Regions from separate parts of the Homo sapiens genome. Here region 1 is linked to region 2. The links are chromatin loops, found by intact Hi-C in ENCODE. Cell type or tissue: adrenal gland. All regions are shown on one strand. Links, peaks and the distances in the headings refer to the core of each region. The heading gives the core; the rest is flanking DNA.

Region 1 (7,827 bases), core at 1,882-4,381, 110 kb after region 2:
GAAAATGAATGAATGAATGAATACAAATTATTGTAAAATAAGAATTTGTAAAATAGCCAATAATTATACAAATGCAGGTAAATAAGCAATGTAGTTCGAAAGCGCTCAGTGAGCCCGCCCTATTCCTGATTGTGTATTGTTGAACGGCATGGTTTAGAAGGTGCTTCTGTCAATTTTTACTTTGCAAACATCTATTCCTTGATTTTACCTACTACTATGACCACCAACACCCACTGATTTACTAAAAATTGGGTATATAATTATCTTGTTTTCATTCATCTTTTCTGAATGTACGTAATAGGTATAGTTCACATTTGTTTTAATGTTTACTCTTAGAAGTGTTCTGAGTCTTTATTTACAAGGTAGGTGATGTTTTTGTGACCAGAAATATGCTGGTTGGTTTGGTTCTACCTTGTTTCTACGCAGCTTCTAAGAATCTATTGATGATGTTAAGTGAGAATTTCCTGTGTTACCCAATACGTATTTGTTGAATGAATGAATGCATATATGTATGACGGGCATTATCATCCTGATTTTGATCATGGGAAGAGAAGTTTAAGAAATTTGGGGGACTTTTTAAATCATGGTATTTCTTGTAAAAAGTAGTACCTAGTAGCATCTACCCAGTTTGTAAATTCTTTCTACTACACTTTGATGTCTTTCATAGACTCTATTATCTATGTGTATAGCTGAAGAATGAGTAAAAGATACTAAGATAACAATGACAAGGAGTACATGCAGTAAGAATTGAAATTAGTGGAATGTATAACATTGTAGATAAGACTGATTAATATACAGGGATGGCCTGTGGATGTGTAGAAGAGAAGGGCAATAAGATGTTGACTACTGTGGGTGTTATGACTGCAGACAGAAACAAAAGAAGTATTTTGTAATTGGTCATAGCTTTTCACAGACTTCTTACCACCTTTAAGCTAAAGCCTCAGGTGCTTCTATTAGTGATATTCAGTCCTCTCTCTCAGCCCTCTTCATTACAATTGTTGGTTTGCCTTTGACTTACCAGGCTTTCACACAAATACTAAATGCTATTTAATTTGTAAAGGGGTAAGATTTCCTGTCATAGAAAAGTATAGTTAATATTTTCTCCTTCATTTACAGAAAGCTTAAACATGTGGATTTCAAAGTGGAATGAGCTTTATTAAAAGTTAATACACCAAACAACTAATAACTATCAGACCAAAATTATGGCAGAACATTTGTGACAAACAGTAGTGAAAATGAAGGGAAAAATGTGTCAGACTGCAGTCCTATCACAAAGTTTATCAGGCATTTGCATACCAAACATGGAAGTAAAAATTAAATAAGAATGAATGATAATCAGTTGGATTAATTAAGATTTGCATTGGTATTTGAAGGAAAGGTAAATATTGCCTAAGAAGAAAAAGAAGAAGGCAATGTTTATCAGGCAGGGCAAACATCTTAATAAAAACTGGGAGTTTGAATAAGTATACTTCTTGTAAAAAGCAGTACCAGGCACCGGGCATGGTGGCTAACTCCTGTAATCCCAATACTTTTGGAGGCTAAGGTGGGAGGATTGCTTGAGCCCGGGAGCTTGAGATCACCTTGTGCAACATGGTGAAACCCATGGTTTAAAAAATTAGCTGGGTGTGGTGGCGCACGCCTGTAGTTCCATTGCGTGGGAGGCTGAGGTGGCAGGATCACCTGAGCCCAAGAGGCAGAGGTTGCAATGAGCTGAGATCGTGGATCTTGCCACTGCAGTCCAGCCTGGGTGACAGAGCCAGACCCTGTCTCAAAAACAAAACAATAACAACAACAAAAATGTACTATCATCTAATCTACTCAGTGCGATTATGGGAAATAGTGCGATTGATTGAGGGAAAGTGGTCTGATCAAGTATATTTGAATTGAGGATTCATAGTATGTTAAGTATATTTGCCATTGCACTTTCCTTTAAAATTACTACAAAATTTCATGGCAAGGGCAATTAATTAATCATTTATTTGAACATATGTGATACAGAAGTGGGGCAGAGAAGTGCTGGATAGAGAAAGGCGGATCCCTGGCGAGGGCTCCACCCCCGGGCCTTTGCCCACCGACCTGGATGAGGACAGGCACTCCTGCCTTCATGCCCAGATGTTGCATTTCCCAAGACCATCCTGGCCCGCATGTCCCCATCCTGTGCCTATAAAACCCCCAAGACCCTAGCAGGCAGACACATAAGTGGCTGGACATTGAGAGTAGTCATCAATGGAACAAGACATAAGTGGCTGGACGTCAAGAGCATATCGGCAGGCCACCAACTGGTGAAACAAGGCAGAGTTTGGCCGGGACAATCAGAGGAGAGCCTGGGCCACTGAGTGGCCAGACTCCAGGGGAAAACCATCACCCTTTTGGCTCCACCATCCGCTGAGAGCTACTTCCTTTCACTAAAACCTTGCACTCATTCTCCAAGCCCACGTGTGATCTGATTCTTCCAGTACACCAAGGTAAGAACCCTGGGATGCAGAAAGCCTCTGTCCTTGCTATAAGGTAGGGGTCTAATTGAGCTGACTAACACAAGCCACCTATGGACGGCTAAACTAAAAGAGCACCCTGTAACACACGCCCACTGGGGCTTCAGATACAAACATTTACTCCTAGACACTACCGTGGGGCCGGAGCCCCACAGCCTGCCCCTCCCCTAGAGGTCTGAGTAGCGGGGCACTGAAGAAGCGAGCCATACCTCCATTGCACACTCTGCTAGGGGGACAAGAGAACTTTTCCCATTTCATATGTTTATTGATCACTGTGGAAGTCCCAGGCATGTTTCTATTTTCTGGGGACTAATCGTTAATGAATCATACAAGCAATGAGCTTGTATTATAGTAAAGGGTGGGGAGCACAGATAGTAAAGAAACATAGAAAGCAAAGACCAATATAATTTTACATCGAAAGCAAAGATCAACATAATTTTACATCATGAAAAGTGCTACAAATGAAGAAAAGTGATATAATTGAGTTCTTCCAGACAGGCTGGAGGCAGACCCTGGTTGGGCTCATGAGAATTGGTTTGTTTAAGCTTCACTGTCAGTGCTTGGGCAATGTCCCAGCTTTCTTCCTTTTTTTAAGATAATCCAGAATAATCCAAACTTACTTCCACTATGACAGCTGCCATTTATTGCTCTTTCTATATGCTTTTATCAGTTACATTTGTGGTAGGCATTAAACTTATGACAAATTTACTGCTAAGAAAAATAAAGCACAGAGGCTCAGTAACTTGCCAAAAGCCACAGGGCAAGTAAGTGTTGATCCAGGATTTGAATCAATCAGCCTGTCTTCACAGTGCTTCATTTTAATTCAGACATTTTATTATCCTGGTCAGGCATACTCACCTAATTGGGTGACTATATTAATACATTTAAAAATAAATTCCATCCTATATCCATCCTCTGTCTCCTCCTTGTGGCCATTTATTTTTCTTCTGCTTTTAGTTTATTTTTGTTTCCCTTATGCCTTTGATAACTCTGGCTTTCATCTTCATTTTTCCCTATTTCTTTTTTTGTAAATAATTCTGAATTAATTGTCATTCTGGCCATTCTCTGGGTACTATCCAATTTAGGCCCCACTTTAAAAGTGTCCTCTGAAACAGGCATAAGATGTGAGAATGGAAAGACTGTTAAAGAACAGAGTGAGAATGAATCCTCCTATCATGTTAACTCAGCATTTCTTTTAAGGTATTCTCAATCAACAATACTTCCATAATTAATAACTGTGCTTCCATATTTTCCAAGGTGAACAATATTTTCTGACATGTTTAATTCATGTGAGAGCAGCAAGAAAAGTCAAAGGTGATTCCAAGTTTTTGGCAGAGGAACCGTAGGTATGGAATATTCATTTATCGAGATGGAGAAACTCATTGGGAAGAGTCACTCATTTTTTGATGTGTTAAGTTAAAAAATCCTAAAATATATCAAAGTCAATATGCCAAGAATCCAGTCAGATATGTGGTTCTGGAGATCAAGCAATGGTATGGAAATATAATTTTGGACATTATCAATGTATGGCTATTAAGTCATGAGGTTACAAGAGATTAATTCCCATTCTGGCCATTCTATGGGTACTATCCAATTTAGTTCATCCCAGGATAAATTAAAAAAAAAACAAGAGGACCAAGAACTGAATTCTGGGACACAACAACATTTTAAATTAATTTAAGGAGGAATCCAAATCTGAGGGAGGATTGGGTTGTGAATGAAGCAAAAGGAAATTGAAGAGAACGGTGTCCTAGGGAACACTGTATTTTAGAGAAGAATGTATGTTATGAAAAGGGAATAATCTTTTTTTTTTTTGAATGCTTATCTGGTGCGTGAGATGAATTCTGAGAACTAGCCATTAGATGTGTTCATGTGGAGGTTAATGGTGACTTTGACTGGAGTGTTTTCATAGAAATAGTGAAGGAAAAAGCCTAATTAACATAAAGGAAAAGTAGGATGAAACAGTAAGCACAGAGAGATTTTTGAACATTTTTGTTGTCAAGAAAATTAGAGAAATGTTAAGAAGAAATATAAGAAAATTAGAATCGTGTGTATGGGGGCATGGTAAACAAAAGATGGCTTTTGCTTGTTTTTAACATAGGAGATATTATACCATGTTGGGAGGTGAAGGTGAGTGAACAAGTGGAGATGAAAAGAAATTGATAGTGCCAGAGCGAACCAAAGAAAGAAAATTACAAGCTTGAAATCCCTATTGGCCGGGCGCGGTGGCTCACACCTGTAATCCCAGCTCGTTGGGAGGCCGAAGCGGGCGGATCACGAGGTTAGGAGATCGAGACCATCCTGGCTAACACGGTGAAACCCCATCTCTACTAAAAATAAAAAAAAATTAGCCAGGCTTGGTGGCGGGTGCCTTTAGTCCCAGCTACTCGAGAGGCTGAGGCGGAAGAATGGCGTGAACCCGGGAGGCGGAGATTGCAGTGAGCCGAGATTGCGCCACTGCAGTCCAGCCTGGGTGACAAAGCGAGACTCCGTCTCAAAAAAAAAAAAAAAAAAAGAAATCCCTAAGGAGGTAGGTGGATGGATTTTAATATACAGATGGAGATTGAGCATAGATTATGTTACGGGATCTTTGGGATGTTGATTTTCTGTTCAGAAACCTGTGTGGCTGTGGCGTCTTTGCCCGAGTTCTTGTCCTGCGTCTATGGTTGCTAGATTGTATGTTAATATTATACTTAGCTCTGTAAGAAACTGCCACACTGCCTTCCAAAGTGGCTATGCCTTTTTACCTCTCACCAGCGGTGAATGAATGCTCCTGTTGCTCCACATCCTTGCCAGCATTGGATGTTGTGAGTATTTTGGATTTTAGTCATTCAAATAGTATACAGTGGTTTCTCATTGTTGTTTTAATTTGCAATTCCCTCCTAAGGTATGACATTGAGCATCTGCAACACTGAACTTAGCTCTCCAAACAAGGCTCAGCCTTGTCTGCATTCCTTTCCCTACCCTCACTTCCCCTTCTACTTGGAATGTTATTTGTAGCATTTGTTTGTCTCCTGTAACCCTGCCAATCCTTCCCAATCCTCAGAGCCTTCACTGACAGCATCGGGCGGCTCACTCGTTCCTGCTGCCATAGTAATTTGTGCGTAACTTTTCTTGAGATTTATCACATCCTGTTATTATATGCTGTTTCTTCTACCGACATTGGTTGCTACTCCCATTTCTCAACCTCCTGGCTTCAAGCAATCCTCCCACCTTGGCCTTCCAAAATGCTGGGATTACAGGTGTAACTAACTGCACCTGGTCTTGCTACTCCCGTTTCTAAATAAAATTTCAATCTGAGTAAAAACTAAAGCCAATTTCTTCCCAAAATGGTGGGGGGCACTGGACACAATATCGAAGACCATTAGCACAATCAGTAGCACCAGACAATGAGTCAGCAGAGTCACTAAAGCCTCAGGCCACGAGTTAGAAGACACTTCACAGATTAAAGGAAATCAACAGAGGAGTAAGAAATAACCAGGGATGGCCTCCTGGAGATTTCGTGTTTGACTCCCTTTCCCTCTCTATCTCTAAAGAGAAAGTGCAGAGGGCATTTTAGACTGAGGGATCAGTAGGAGCAAGAGTAAGGAAGCTACCTGATTTACAGAGGCTGTCTACTGCCTGCAGTATCAGGCCATTGAAATACACTTAACGTCTTTCCACCAGCGGCTCCAGCCTTCCCCTCCACTTGCATCTTCCCTCATCCATCTCTGCAGATGATACATACTCCCACATATCATTCATTATTTCTTAAATATATCAGCTCACACCTTCATATTATTTTACATTTCTTCAGAATCTTTCCTAACCTAGAATGCCCTTTCCCCTTTCTCCTTTAATCATGCCTTTCTTATAAAGTAGGTTCAGATGACCTTCTCTGTCAGCATCATCTGTAATGACATACCTTCCACCCTACTGCCAGTGGTTCTTACCTCTTCTGCAGAGAGTATCATCAGTTTGAATCATTTAGATCTTGGCTAACATGGGAATCTTTACCATTGTGTGGATCAAATACCCAGATCTTGATAAGAAAAATAAAAATGCTATTGTCACATAAATGGCTGGGTTTAATCATCTGTGGGCCTTAGAGTATGTTTTCTTCAGGACAAGGTAGGCCGTTGTGCTTCACAAGAGCTTGCGAGTTATTTGAGAAGAATCAAAACATGTTGCCAGTCTAGCAGAAAAGCATTTCAACTTCACCACAGATTGCCACAGCCGGGTACAAACGGAAGTCCCGCCCCCTTCCAGGTTGTTGGGGTGGGAGCTGCCGGATGAGCTGCTGCGGCCCTCGGGGCGCAGGACCACACCATCTGCGCAGCCTGCACCCTCGCGGCCCGGTAAACTTGACAGTTTCTTATAGAGGTAAGTATAGTATTAACAGACAATCTAGGAACCATAGAAAGTGGAAAACCTGTACACACTGCTGAGACCAGCTCGGTCTGGGAGACCCTAACCCAGAGGCGCTAGAGGAATTAAAGACACACACAGAAATATAGAGGTGTGAAGTGGGAAATGAGGGGTCTCACAGCCTTCACAGCCGAGAGCCCCGAACAGAGATTTACCCACGTATTTATTAGCAGCAAGCCAGTCATTAGCATGGTTTCTGTAGATATTAGGTTAACTGAAAGTATCCCTTATGGGAAACAAAGGGATGGGCCGAATTAAAGAAATAGGTTGGGCTAGTTAACTGCAGCGGGAACATGCCCTTAAGGCATAAATTGCTCATGCTATTGTTTGTGGCTTAAGAATGTCTTTAAGTGGTTTTCCACCCTGGGCGGGCCAGCTGCTCCTTGCCCTCATTCCCGTAAACCCACCACCTTCCAGCATGGGTGTTAGGGCCATCATGAACATGTCACAGTGCTGCAGAGATTTTGTTTATGGCCAGTTTTGGGGCCAGTTTATGGCCGGATTTTGGGGGGCTTGCTCCCAACACACACAAAAACTGGCACACACATTTTCACAGGAGCTTTATTCATAATTGCCAGACATTAGAAGTAATTATGATGTCTTTCAAAAGATGAGTGGATAAACAAACTGTGGTACATTCATGCAATGGAGTATCATTCGACAACAAAATGAAATGTTGTCAAACTATGAAAAACATGGAGGAATCTTAAATGCATATTACTACGTGAAAGAAGCCGGTTTGAAAAGCTATCATATTATCCTAGCTATATGACATTCGAGAAAAACCAAGACAAAGAAAACAAAGAGATCAGTTGTGACCAATGATTCAGGGGAAGAGGAAGATTGATAGGAAGGGGGAAGATTGCTGAGTAGGTAGGGCACAGGGGATTTTTGTCTGCAAAAATGTACACCCATGTACATAAGCAGG
Region 2 (7,827 bases), core at 2,298-4,797:
GATAGCCAGTGTTTTAAAAACTATTGCTTTATATATGTATATCCTTTTGTTTGTTTTAATTTGGAAGGTGAATTGAGTCCTTGTTACTCTATTGTGGCTATAAGAAAAAGTTCAAGATAACTATTTTGTAATTAGGTATTTAAGCTTCTCTTTCTGTTAGGGCTACTGATATCATTGAACAAAGATAAGTTGAACTGAGAGTATCCCTGGGGAAAAAAATTGTACTTCAATACTGAAAGATGGATTCTTGACTTTGTGTCTGGTAGTTTCTATTTCAAAGTTGATGACAGAGCTATCTTCTTTAGCCAAGCTGATAGTGCCTGTGAGTCATTGCCCATTCGCCCTTACTATTTCTGTCTTCAATCCTTATAGACACTGGTGCATTATTTTCTTAAACCTTAGATTCAGAGGCAATTGCCATGATCTGATCTATCCTGGGGATAACTCTTTCTATTAGTTCATATACTGCTTTTTGATCCCAACTATATCATTTAAATCAGGGCTACAACTTCAGCTCTTGGCCTGAGGGCTGTTATGTGCATGCTGTGATCTAAGACTAATTTTTACATTTTAAAAGGGTTATTAAAAATATGTGCAGCAAAGACTGAAAGTGGACTGCAAAATCTAAAATGGTTACCCTCTCTCCCTTTTCAGAAGATATTTACTGACTCCTGATGTAAATAAACTATTGTTCATGCATGCATTTCTGTAATGAGAAATAAATATGATAGTTAAGCACAAGGGCTCTGAAGTTGAACTGAGTTCAAATCCCAGTTAATTACTGAACATTTCTGTTGTCTAAGGCAAGCTATGTACCCTCTTAATGCCTTGAAGTTCTCAACTGAAAGAGGAATACCACTAATAGCTACCTCAGAGATATTTGAGGATTTAATGGAATGATGTTTATAAAGTCCTTCACAATGTGCCTAGAATTTGGTAAGAGTTCAAGAAATGTTAGCTACTCATATATTTGTTTAATTTTTTTTATCTTCTTAAGGCCCTATAAATATTCTGGTTTTGATTGTCGATTCTTAAGTTCTTAGAACATATTGGTCAAATAATCTAAAGGACCTGTTAATTAGGTTTAATTGCACTGGTAAACATTGCTTTGGATTCTTTGTTGTTGTTGTTGTTAAAATAGCATGCTGTGGAACATATCCTGACTTGGCCCTTCTTTTACTAACCATAAAAAGTAACATCCAGCATTTCTGCAGTTTTTTTTTTTTTAATTGTGGAGATTTGTCTGAGGTTTATTGGGGCTCTGAAAGAAAACTTGAGTTGGTATGGGAACAGATGGTATATAAGTGAATGTAATTTCAAATATCCAATTACCTTAGAGTATTTCATACAGTAAACTTTGGGCTGTGCTGGCTTAGCAGAATGTGTATACTTTCCTGAATTTATTGTTTAAGGTTTTTTTGTTTGTTTTGTTTTTGGTTTTTTGCTTGTTTATTTATTTATTTATTTTTTTGAGACAGAGTCTCACTTAGCCATCCAGGCTGGAGTGCAGTGGCGTGATCTTGGTTCAATGCAACCACTATCTCCTGGGTTCAAGCGATTCTCCCATCTCAGCCTCCCGAGTAGCTGGGATTACAAGCACCCGCCATCATGCATGGCTAATTTTTGTATTTTAGTAGAGACAGGGTTTCACCATGTTGACCAGGCTGGTCTTGAACTCCTGACCTCAGGTGATCCGTCCGCCTTGGCCTCCCAAAGTGCTAGGATTACAGGCGTGAGTCACCACGCCAGGCCTGTTCAAGTTTTTAAAATGTAACAAGTAAAATGAGCAAATTTAAGACATTCCATCTTTATATTAATATCTTCAAATGTACTTCCTTTGCATCTGTGTTTATCTCCCAGATCCTCTTAATCTCCACTTTTCCATGATCCCCCTCATCCCATGATGGATAACACCTGTAAAAATGTGCCATTTTTACTGATGGAGTACTCGTTTCCTGGAAGTAAATTAAAAATATATGGGTATATTTTTAATATTATTCTTTACATATGCATATATTTTAATTGTTATTCATATATATATAAAAGAATTGAGGAGTTCTAAGCATTGACAGAGTTGGGAAGCACAGAATTAAGTAGGAGTATCATCCATCTGACTTGTATGTGGACCATAAGGAAATCTGAGGGCTTTGATAATTATTAAACTGAACTTTGGTGACAACACAGTTAAATTTAATGGTCCATGTTATATTCCAACAAACAGTCAAATGTCTCAGATCTTCCCTAGTTCTTTTACTCCTTTAACAGCACAGCTGATAGATAATTTGTATCTCAACTCTCAGATAACATACAATCCAATAGCAATATTATAAATAATTCAAATTCAGTAAAGCATCCTATAATACTGATAGCAGAAATCTATCTCAGTATATTCATAAATATCAAATTGTCTGCCTTCGGTAAGCTTATACAACACTGTCTTATTTATTTACAATAAATACCAAACCTTTTACAAATTAAAATAATTACTTATGCCTGTCTTATTACTTTGTTATATTTTGAAAATGCTACAGGATATCTACTATGTACTTTTTTTTTTTTTTGAGACAAGGTCTTGCTCTGTTGCCCAGGCTGGAATGCAGTGGCACGATCTTGGTTCACTGAAACCTCCGCCTCCTGGGTTCCAGCTATTCTTGTGCCTCAGCTTCCCGAGTAGCTGGGACTACAGGCATGTACCACCATGTCAGCTAATTTCTGTATTTTTAGTAGAGATAGGGTTTCACCATGTTGGCCAGGCTGGTCTCGAACTCCTGGCCTCAAGCAATCAACCCACATGGGCCACCCAAAGTGCTGGGATTACAGGTGTTAGGCACTGCACCTGACCAGCTGTGTAATTTTTAAAAGGCTGAATATATACTTCAGTAAGTTAGATAAAAAATAACAACTTCAGATATTTTGATTTCCCCTTCACTCTTATTTTTACAAAGATATATGGATTAGAATTGTTTTTTTCTCATTTTTGGTTTATTCATTAATTAATTCATTTATTTATCAACGCTCTAGTGAATACCTTCTTTCTTTAGTGCTAACAGGGTTGACAGTAATGAATATACTTAGAACCTGTTCTCATGGTGCCTACAGTGTGGTATGGAGGAAGAAAATAAACAAATTAAAAATAGCTAGCTATATGATCTTATTCATCCATTTAATGTAGTCAGTGCATCACTCTAGGCACTGGGAGTTGGTACTGAGCAAGATATGTTCCCTTCTTTCTAGGAACTGATGGTGGCAGAAATTTAAAATTAAAAATAAATGTACATGGTAATTATTGAACTCTAACAGGTGATCTTAATAGAAGCTAACTCCTAATGATGATAATTCCTTAGGAATGAAGAACCATAGATGCCTTTTAGCAGAATGAAAGTGCCATTTTTATTATGAGACAGGTCTAGCCTGCAGAAATTTTTCAGTTTTACTTGCAAATGAATAAAATAGATTAAATTCCTCTAACTTACCTTGAAATTCCTAAAACGAAGCAGCAGATGGCACCGTCACCTCATTCATGCCTGCTGATTTTGCCACATCATTTTGGTTAACTCATGCTGGCTTAGCTGAGCTCAAACACCACAAGGAATCTATTTTTATCAGTTTTTCTGTACTTACCTTATTTGCCATACAAGGATCCCAACAGAGATTTAAGACCCATTATCATTTTACTGGTGAAGAAGCAAGCATAGAAAATTAAACAATATATCTAAAGTCATACAGTCCATCAGTGACAGAGTCAGAAGCAGCAATGCCACATGCTGCATTTACTGGGTAGAACGTAGACTCTGAAATTCCAAGCTCTACAAGTAACTTGAAGTTTTTTCCTTCTTATGTAATTTAATTCACCTATATTGAGCTGTTTCTTTTATTTATTTATTTATTTATTTTGTTTCGAGGTGAGGTCTCGCTCTGTTGCCCAGGCTGGAGTGCAATTGTGCAATCTCTGCCTCCCGTGTTCAAGCAATTCTCTCACCTCAGCCTCCCGAGTAGCTGGGATTACAGGGGCGTGCCACCATTCCTGGCTAATTTTTGTATTTTCAGTAGAGATGGGGTTTTACCATGTTGGCCAGGCTGGTCTCGAACTCCTGACCTCAGGTTATCCACCCACCTAGACTTCCCAAAGTGCTTAGATTATAGGTGTGAGCCACTGTGTCCACCTTTTTTTTTTGTTGTTTGCTTTTTTAGACAGAGTCTTACTCTGTTGCCCAGGCTGGAGTGTAGTGTCAGGATCTCAGCTCACTGCAGCCTCCTCTGCCTCCCGGATTCAAAGGATTCATGCTTCAACCTCCCGAGCAGCTGGGATTACGGGCCTGTACCACCATGCCCTGCTAATTTTTGTATTTTTAGTAGAGATGGGGTTTTGCCATGTTGGCCAGGCTGGTCTTGAACACCTGGCCTCAAGTGATCTGCCCGCCTCGGCCTCCGAAAGTGCTGGGATTACAGGTGTGAGCCACTGTGCCCGGCCTGTTACCCCTCTTTTAAAAAGTGAATGGAATTTGTCAGGTGACTAGCTTCCAAATATTTTCATTGCTCAATTGCTTTTTTTCTAAATGAAATTGTATATAAAATTTCCACCTATCAAAAAAGCAACATCAGAGATGCTCTGGTTGAATCAATATTGGGACAGTCCAGAGACCTTCCTGTTTGGCCTGTCCTGCATCACATTCTGCTGTATTTTTCTACTAAAGATGATGCTGAGTTATAGGATACAGAACTGAAACATGGATGTCCAATAAAGTAACAAAAGTGAATGCAATGGAACACAGAGCCGCTATGGGTAAAATAAAGAGGGATGACCCACAGGTAACCTAAAGCAAACAAATAAACATACACAGCTGAATTTTGCTTCCTATGCCATTTTTTTTCTTGACTCCCACATTTGGAGATGCTTTTTCTTCTCTTCCAAGGTTTCTCCATTTGTACCCACGACAGGAACTGTCTATTTCGAGGGTAGATTTTACCTCCATGCCATTGCTCAAGAGTCTCCTGAAACTATCTCCTGCAGTCAAGATGAAAATGGCCAATTTGGGACTCAGTGTCCTTGGTCAACTGCCTTGTTCTTGCTTCTTCCATTTTATCTCACTGAACCCCAGGACTCCTTTTCCCAGCTACTAGGGAGGCTGACGAAGGAGAATCGCTTGAACCCGGGAGGCAGAGTTTGTGGTGAGCCAAGATGGCGCCACTGCACTCCAGCCTGGGCAGAAGAGTGAGATTCCATCCCTCCGAAAAAAGACAATTCAAAATTCAAGTAAATGATAAGTTTAAAAATACCAAAACTTGGTTTCAGGATTAATTCTAAAATTCATTTAATTGAATTTTTCTCTGATTGTACTCTTGAAAAAGAAGTAAGTGTAATATCGTATTGAAATGGTCAGAAGAAAAGGAGGGAGGAGAAGAAATAACACTTTTTTAAAAAAAGAGGACATAGAAAACTTATAAATAGGCTGTTTATTTATTGTATATGAAATTTACTTATAAACTCATAAATAGCCTATTTATAAGTTTTCTATGTCCACCTTTTCAAGGAAAAGGAGTCCTGGGGTTCAGTGAGTTAAACTGGAAGAAGCAGGAACAAGGCAGTTGACCAAGGACATTGAGTCCCAAACTGACCATTTTCATTTTGACTGCCCGAGATAGTTTCAGGAGACCCTTGAGCAATGGGCATGGGGGTAAAATCCACCCTTGAAATAGACTGTCCCTGTTGTGGGTACAAACGGGATTACAGGCACCTGCCACCACACCCAGCTAATTTTTGTATTTTTAGTAGAGACAGGGTTTCACCATGTTGGCCAGGCTGGTCTCGAACTCCTGACCTCAAGAGATCTGCCTACCTCAGCCTCTCAAACTGCTGAGATTACAGGCGTGAGCCACCACCCCCAGCCTGAATTGCCTTTTTTTCTTCCTATTTCCTTCTCAACATTATTTCTAGGTTCCTTACCTTATCACAAAACCTCCATGTGTATCTTCTACACTGTTCTTTCCATTTTCTCACTACTTAACATACCTGGTTGTACTTCTTTATTTTTTCCTCCTCTCATTGCCATGACTACAATCCCTTCTCCTGAATCTTTTGAATTTTTTGGCTCTGTCAATTTAGATTTTCATTATAATCTGACTTCCTAAGAAAAAAGAAATGTCAAGTTATTTTGTCCTCTACTTAAAACTAATTGCCAGGATGCTCTGCAGCTTGAAGTTAAACTACCAGGGAAGTCTTTTAGGACAATGCCTCATACTCTTCTGTTTGATTTGTCTTGCTCTTTTTTCTTGTTTGTTTGAGACAGCCTGTAGCTCAGGCTGGAGTGCAGTGGTAGGATCTCGGCTCACTGCAGCCTTAATCTCCTGAGCTCAAGCGATCCTCCTGCCTCAACCTCCTGAGTAGCTGGGACTACAGGCACATGCCACCATGCCCGACTAATTTTTTGTTGTGGTGATCGGACCCAACACCAGGTCGTGGGGGTGACGAAGTCCAACAGAGTCAAAGGAATGAGAAAAGACAGTTTGAGAGAGAAAGTGGGTCCAGGGGGCCAACACTAGTTATGGAGGCTGCGAAGGCCCCGAGCTCCGGAAGCCCAGACTGTTTATTGGTGATCAAACAAAGAAACAGGTGGTGAGAACGTGGGGGTCGAAAGGGAGCGTTGCATTAAGCACATGAGTTACAGCTGTGATGGTTTAGCATTTATATGGCCAATTCTGAGACACAATCGATCTAGGAGCCTGGTAGGGCGAGAAGCAAGGAGCCAGCAAGTCTAGACACATTCGAGAGCCATGAGCCCTGGATTCTATCCAAGCCACGAGGGGTTTTATGCCCTGAGCTTAGATTATGGCGCATCAGGGTAGCCTTCCACCCTTAGCACAGAGTTTGGTGTTCCAAAGGCCATGAGAGGTTTCAGACTCTGGACCTGGACATGTTCCAACACTCTTTTATGTTATGTCAGACATGCAAGCCCTGCTTCAGCTTCTCCCAGCACTCATCTTTTCCCAACAATTTTTGTATTTTTTGCGGAGACAGGGTTTTGCCATGTTGCCCAGGCTGGTCATGAACTCCCGAGCTCTAGCTATCCTCCCACCCTGGCTTCCCAAAGTGTTGGGATTAAGGTGTGAACCACCATGTCTGGTTTTTTTTTTTTTTTTGGCTTTTTTAATCAAAATGTCATTAAAGGCCAGGTGAGGTGGCTCATGCCTGTAATCCTAGCACTTTGGGAGGTTGAGGCAGGTGGAGTACCTGAGGTCAGCAGTTCGAGACCAGCCTAACCAACATGGAGAAACCCCGTCTCTACTAAAAATACAAAAAATTAGCTGGGTATGGTGGCACATGCCTGTAATCCCAGCTACTTGGGAGGCTGAGGCAGGAGAATCACTTGAACCCGGGAGGCGGAGGTTGCAGCGAGCTGAGATCGCGCCATTGCACTCCAGCCTGGGAAACAAGAGCGAAACTCCATCTCAAAAATAAATAAATAAATAAAATAAAAAGTTATTAAAGATTAATTTATATGGAATAGTTTACAGTACCCATTCTCAATTTTGCATTTCAGGGACTATTAAAGGGAAGAACAAAGGCCTCTGGAGGGGGGTGCTGGGAAGAGCAGATGCTCTGTGCCCTGGCAGTGAGTCCGGCTCCTTTAAGGAAGTACTAGAGACCTGCCAGGTGTCAGTTTATTTGATGGCAACTAAATGTTAAAAGCAAAGTCACAAAGAAGAAAGGAGGAGCATGGGCTTGGCAATTGGGAGCTGGGGATCCCTGGCAGGGAAGGTGGGAGAGCTATGAATGACTACACCATCTAAAATGAAGCATTTGTAAGTGTTGTGAGTAAAGCTAAGTAA

Evidence for each region. Hi-C counts contacts between places; a loop is a spot of excess contacts. Peaks named below come from ENCODE experiments on the same cell type or tissue, not always from the same donor. Only the 100,000 strongest peaks of a DNase experiment are listed, where the experiment ranks them.
Region 1: it touches region 2 in a loop (2.5-fold over the local background); 78 of 110 quality-filtered maps call a loop at or near these places.

What each region holds. Positions count from the first base shown.
Region 1 is chr12:10,029,570-10,037,396 of GRCh38, reverse strand. CLEC9A (C-type lectin domain containing 9A) reads right to left here and starts at 6,715. Exons shown (of 9, transcript NM_207345.4): 1 at 6,425-6,715. It overlaps LOC102724020 (a long non-coding RNA gene), which reads left to right and starts at 6,774. Exons shown (of 4, transcript NR_169587.1): 1 at 6,774-6,854. In adrenal gland, for the core only: a CTCF peak has its summit at 3,400 (motif pointing left); no DNase peak of the experiment used is centred there.
Region 2 is chr12:10,135,884-10,143,710 of GRCh38, reverse strand. No RefSeq gene overlaps it. Among named protein-coding and RNA genes, the nearest start is that of CLEC7A, 9.6 kb to the right of the region's middle. In adrenal gland, for the core only: a CTCF peak has its summit at 3,495 (motif pointing right); no DNase peak of the experiment used is centred there.